Linked DNA regions of Homo sapiens: region 1 is linked to region 2. Evidence: read pairs that join two places in POLR2A ChIA-PET (ENCODE). Cell type or tissue: B cell. All regions are shown on one strand. Links, peaks and the distances in the headings refer to the core of each region. The heading gives the core; the rest is flanking DNA.

Region 1 (2,909 bases), core at 224-2,723, 98 kb after region 2:
GGCAGCCAGGCACAGAGGCAGCCGGGCTTCTGGCCCCACCAGCATACAGAGACGCATTCTGAAGCTCGGATAGTGCGTGAGGTGTGAGGCTGCCTCTGCTGCCGGTGCCACCCAGTGGGAACCCCCTCCATGCCGGTGCAGCCCATGGACACAGGATGCTGGGGATGAAATGCTGACAGACAGGCAGGAGCCCACTCAGCTCCCCCCACTGACCTAAGGATCCTCCAAGGGGCTATTTCCGGTTGAATGTGATTGCATTTTCAGTGGATAATCAATGTTTGTTGTGGACACAAATCTGGAGAGCCCCAAAGACCTCAAACATGTCCCTCAAGAATGTCAAGGACGCAAAAGATAAATGCTTGAACTGGCTGGGCGCGATGGCTCACGTCTGTAATCCCAGCACTCTGGGAGGCTGAGGCAGGTGGATCACTCTGAGGTCAGAAACTCGAGACCAGTCTGGCCAACACGGTGAAAACGTTTCTCTACTAAAAATACAAAAATGAGCTGGGCGTGGTGGCGCACGCCTGTGATCCCAGCTGCTCAGGAGGCTGAGGCAGGAGAATCACCTGAACCCAGGAGATGGAGGCTTCAGTGAGCAGAGATCGCACCATTGCACTCCAGCCCGGGCAACAAAAAAAGACTCCATCTCAAAAAAAAAAAAAAAAAAAAAAAAAACTTGACCTGTTGGGTACCCTGATGTGGTTATTATGCATTGCATGCCTGTATCAAGATATCTCATGTAATCTCATGTACACCGTAAATATATACACCTAGTATGTACCCACAAAAATTAAATTTTTAAAAAATGGCAAGGAGGGCCAGGTAGGGTGGCTCAGGCCTGTAATCCTAGCAATTTGGGAGGCTATCGCTTGAGCTCAGGGGTTCAAGGCCAGCCTAGCAGCCTGAGCAACACAGCAAGACCCAGTCTCTGCAAAACACAAAACAAGAAGAAGAAAGTCAAGTCTGTCCCCAGTTCAGCGGCTCACGTCTGACTTCTCTCCTTGGCCTCATGCCCAGGGCACCTTCCTGAATCCCAGAGGTGAGCAAAACTCCACCTCCACAACCCCAGGGCACCCCATTGCCACCACCCCTCAGCCTTGGAAATGGAGTCACCAGGCATGAAGTTTAGATGTGCACAACCTGGCACCGAGTCCCTACGGTGGGACCATGCCCGCAGCGGCAGTGTGGAAGATGGGACAGACACAGCGAAATGCCTCCAGGGCGTGGTGGGAGGGGCCGGAACAGGGAGATGGCGCGTGAGTAGCATCTGTTCTTACAGCAAAACCTGTAAAAGTAAAATATACGTAGGTTTGTCACTAAAGACGTGTCTGCATAAATACACCCACGCCGAAGACTGTTCTGATCACCTTTTTATATAATTACCGTGTGTCCTTGTGGCTGTGTGGGTGGCTGTGTGTGTCTGTGCAAAGGTGTGCCTGTGTGCATCTGTCTGTCTGCAGAGGTATCTGTGTGTGTTTGTGTGTGAGTGGAGGTTCTGGAGAAGGCCTGGAAGGATCCTGTCAAACTGGAGGGGGGCTGCGGGATGAGGATTTTTCTTTTAATGCATCTGCCCAGTTTGAGTTTTACGAATGTTAATCATTTAAAGGCAGAAAAGATATCTTTGGGGGTTTTGGGTTTTTGTTTTTTGTTTGGGTACAGGGTCTTGCTCTGTTGCCCAGGCTGGATTGCAGTGGTGTGATCATAGCTCACTATAGCCTTCTAAGCCCTGGGTTCAAGTAATCCTCCCTCCTCAGCATTCCCAGTAGCTAGGAATACAGGCATGTGCCACCACGCCCAGCTAATTAAAAAAAATATATATATCTCTTTTTTCTTTTTTAGGGATGGGGTCTCGGGGTCTTGCTGTGTTGCCCAGGCTGGTCTCAAACTCCTGGGCTCAAGGGATCCTCCCAACTTAGCCTCCCAAAGTGCTGGGATTACAGGTGTGAGCCACCGGGCCGGTATAAAAAGATATCTAATTAAATTTTTTTGAATTAGTGGACTCCTCCCAGGCTCGTCCTCCTTCGCCACCCATTCCCAGCGCATTGCCCCCCGCCAGCCAGGTCCCCAGGCCTCCCAATCCTGCACTGTCCGCGGCGGCGGGGGTGGGGAGAGGAGGGTGCTTTGCACTCGCGGTTCCCCCCCCGGGAGCATTGATACCCCCGCCCCTGGGAGCATTGATCCTCCTGCCCCTGCAGCCCGGAGCCCGGAGCAGCCCACGTTGCTCCCGCTGCGGCCCAGCCCAGCCCAGCCCAGCCCAGCCCAGCCCAGTGCCGCGCCTGTCCTCGAACCTGGCCCAACGCTCGCCGGGAGCAGGGACCTGCGTGCAGCTATGGAACCGAGGCGCGGGCTGCGGGATCCCGCCCTACCTCCCATAAACCAGGGCCCGAGATAAGGGAGTCCCAGAGGGCCAGGGGAGTCGCGGGCCCAGCGTCTCAGTGGGCACGAATTTCTTACTTTAACCTCTTTTCTGTCGACCCCATCTGTCCCCACCTGGGAGGAGGGGGAGCAACAGGCCCCTTCCCGGTCGAGTTCAGGGCTCGGTACAAAGGCTGCATGATGCCACAGAGGGTGAATGGCCTGGTGCCAAGGCTGGGAGTGCCCAGACAGAAGGGCCACAGGGCATCCAAGAAGTGTGAGTTCAGGCCTTGAGGGCCTTGAAGGACGGAGAGAGTTCCTGACCAGGGAGAGGAGAGATTCTCAGCTGCAGGCACGGCTGGGACACAGGCCTGGTGGTGGGAAGGAGCAAGGGCCACTGTGGCTGGGGAAGGGGAGTGGAGCAGGGCTCAGAGGCTTAGTGCCCTGGGGAGCCTGGGAGTGTTGAGGTCTGGGAGGGCCTCAGGGAGTTGGGACGTGGGGTGGGGAGGATGTGGATGAGGTGTCCGCACAAGGGAGAGCCTTTTAAGCGGAAT
Region 2 (2,909 bases), core at 125-2,624:
CGGCTAATTTTTTTTTGTATTTTTAGTAGAGATGGGGTTTCACCGGTTAGCCAGGATGGTCTCGATCTCCTGACCTCGTGATCCGCCCGCCTTGGCCTCCCAAAGTGCTGGGATTACAGGCGTGAGCCACTGCGCCCGGCCATGCATACAATTTTGAGGATCATGAGCATAGAGTAAAATGAGAAGAAATTCCACATAGTTCACGTTGGTTTTAAAATCTGTTTTGGAGAGCAAACCCATTTAAGAACATGGTAAATGCATTTCTAGAAGCAGCATGCACGCACACTTTTGCAGATAATTTTGGAGGTTTCTCAGACTCTTCAAGCCTTTCCCTGGACCCGGGATTAAAAACACTTGACATAAAAGATAAGTAGAAAGGAAACCTGTGAAGGAGGCTGAGCAGGAATCACAGAGAGCGAAGTGGAATGCCAGGAGAATTGGAAGGCTGGGGATTAAGGAGGAGAGGTTTTCAGAATGAGGACATAGCAGTGCCTGGCTCACTAATGGGCCCAGTGACTCGAGAGCCGGAAAGCACACATTGGAGCTGGAAGTGGAAAGGCAGTAACCTTGTCTGGGCTTATTTAAGTGTATTCTCAGGGCCAGGGGCCAGGTTCCAATGGGGGCTTGGAGAGTGACGGCAGGGTGGGGGTGGGGCAGGGTAAGGAAATGGAGAGAGCAAGTGACAAGACGAGCTGGGTGGGGAACAGCAGGAAGTAGGGAGTGAAGTCCAGTCGTATCAGCTGGCGGGGTGCTTGTTAGGTGCCCACCCTTGTGATGGTTATGTGGTGAAAGATAAAGGAGTTCCCAGCAGGGCAGCTCACTCACCCTGGTTTGCCCGGGATTATCCCAGTTTTAGTGCCGAATGCCTACCTCCTAGGAAACCCTTCTGTTATGGGCAAATGCTGGTTCACAGTCCTACTGGGAAGAAAAAATTGGCCCTCAAGACAGAGTATGAAGAGTTGTTCTGTCCAAAAGGAGCTCCCAAGTCTGAGCATTAAGGCTGAGCAGGACCACCATGCCAGTCCCAGGGAGAGAGAGTGAGGCCTTGGCCGCCTGCTTTCCAGGAAGGAGGAGTGTGGCTCCTAGGCTGACACTCCAGAGGAGCAGAAGAGGGCAGCCTGTACCTTCCCAGAGGCCTCCCTCTGGAGGAGCGGGTCTTTCTCCGCAGGCCTGGGCCCAGGCAGAGCTGAGATGCACCTTTAGAGGCAGCAGACAGGGCTGAGCCTCGCTTTGCACAGGAGCCCACCCGCAGAGCTGTGGTTTCCTGACTCGCCCATCCCAGGCTGTTGTGAGAGAGAAGGCTGATGGTAATCTGTGACAGATGCTTTTGCTTGGCAGTTACACTTTTTCTGAGAATAAATGGAGAGGATTGTGAGTAGAATGTTCCCACGGGCACACAATCATAAATGCACTGTTTTTCCCACAGTCAGGGTCATTTGTTTAACAATTATTCATGTCTACAGCATACAGGGACTGGCTTTACCAAGGGGAAAACAAAACAGTTCCTGCCTTCAAGGAGCTCACAGGCTGGTGGTGCAGACACCTCAGCAGATTCGGAGAGGCAGGACAAACTGAAAAGCGCTCTGGCAGAGGGAGAAGCAAGCATGGGGCTGCAGGAGCCAGCCTCTCTCTGGACAGGTCTACATCCTGTGCTTTTTCCAAGTTCAACCCTGCACTCACATTTCCCAAAAAACCTCTTGTGGTTAGCCTCGTTCCTCCCTGTGGACCTTCCTTTTTCCCTTACTTTATGAATTTACACTCTGTCCTTCAAGGAAATAACAGGGCTAGGATGGCGTGTCTGTGTAAGCCCATGAGAATTTCAGAAACCTTGTTCCCAGCCACACAGGGAGTGGGGGAGCAAGAGTCCAGGGGCACAGAGCCTGAACTTTTCCAGAAGGATTAGAGAGTGACAGCCCGAGATTGACTTCGGGCTGTCATCACGGAGGGCCGTGCTGCAAGATTTTTTCTGCATCCTCCTGAGTAGCTGGGACTACAGGCATGTTCCATCACACCCAGCTGCCTATGTAATAGTTTTATCTTGAAATGCATTACTGATTTCCTACATCAGGTCCTGGAAGGTCTATGATTAGGTTTCAGAACTACATGCAGAAAATTTGGGATGTGTTTTGCTTTTTTTTTTTTTTCTCTTCAGTGAGAGATTTCAACAGACATTCAAAAATGGTCTATGATATACAGCAGGGGTGTCCGATCTTTTGGCTTCCCTGGGCCACATTGGAAGAATTGTCTTGGGCCACACATAAAATACACTAACATTAACAATAGCTGATGAGCTTTTAAAAAAATCTCATAATATTTTAAGAAAGTTTACAAATTTGGGCTGCATTCAAAGCTGTCCTGGGCCACATGCGGCCCACAGCTTGGACAGGCTTGGTGTATGATCTAAAAAAATTAACTGCTGAAGCAGCGACAGGACAAAGATTGTGGCTTTTCCCATCTTCCCTGCTGTGCCCTGCCCCATGCTGGGCTCATGGACAGAGCTCAGCGAGTACTCAGCGCTTGTCTGAGGGAGCTCTTGAGGTCAGACTCACCTTGTACAGATGAGGAAACTGAGGCCTAGAGTCACATGGTCTTTCTCCTATAAGTGATAGAAGTGCAGTCTGAAGCTTTAAGAGTTTAGGTCTTGCATGACACACGGAGGGAAATTACAGGTGCAGATTATATGGGCCCCACAAATACATGTACGAAGGCCCAAAATGACAGGGGAATTGGACTGCTTGTTTGAAAAGAGCCTTCCCCCAAGAGAGAAATTCTAGTTATACCTACAGCTCAGAGATGCCTGTTAGATCCCAGGGGGGAAAGAAGTCCACCAACCTGGTAACTTAACACCATGCAGAACAAACCAGTGTGTTTTGACTGATTTCACTCCCCAACTAATCAACAGATTGTTT

The links. Peaks named below come from ENCODE experiments on the same cell type or tissue, not always from the same donor. Only the 100,000 strongest peaks of a DNase experiment are listed, where the experiment ranks them.
Region 1: POLR2A ChIA-PET joins it to region 2 with 8 read pairs; 3 of 35 experiments call an interaction of 5 or more read pairs at or near these places.

What each region holds. Positions count from the first base shown.
Region 1 is chr14:100,175,807-100,178,715 of GRCh38, forward strand. No RefSeq gene overlaps it. Among named protein-coding and RNA genes, the nearest start is that of DEGS2, 18 kb to the left of the region's middle. In B cell, for the core only: no CTCF peak of the experiment used is centred there; no DNase peak of the experiment used is centred there.
Region 2 is chr14:100,077,933-100,080,841 of GRCh38, forward strand. The region is part of intron 1 of EVL (Enah/Vasp-like); the gene reads left to right. Among named protein-coding and RNA genes, the nearest start is that of EVL, 14 kb to the left of the region's middle. In B cell, for the core only: no CTCF peak of the experiment used is centred there; a DNase peak (open chromatin) is centred at 1,104; H3K27ac peaks cover 2,270 bases.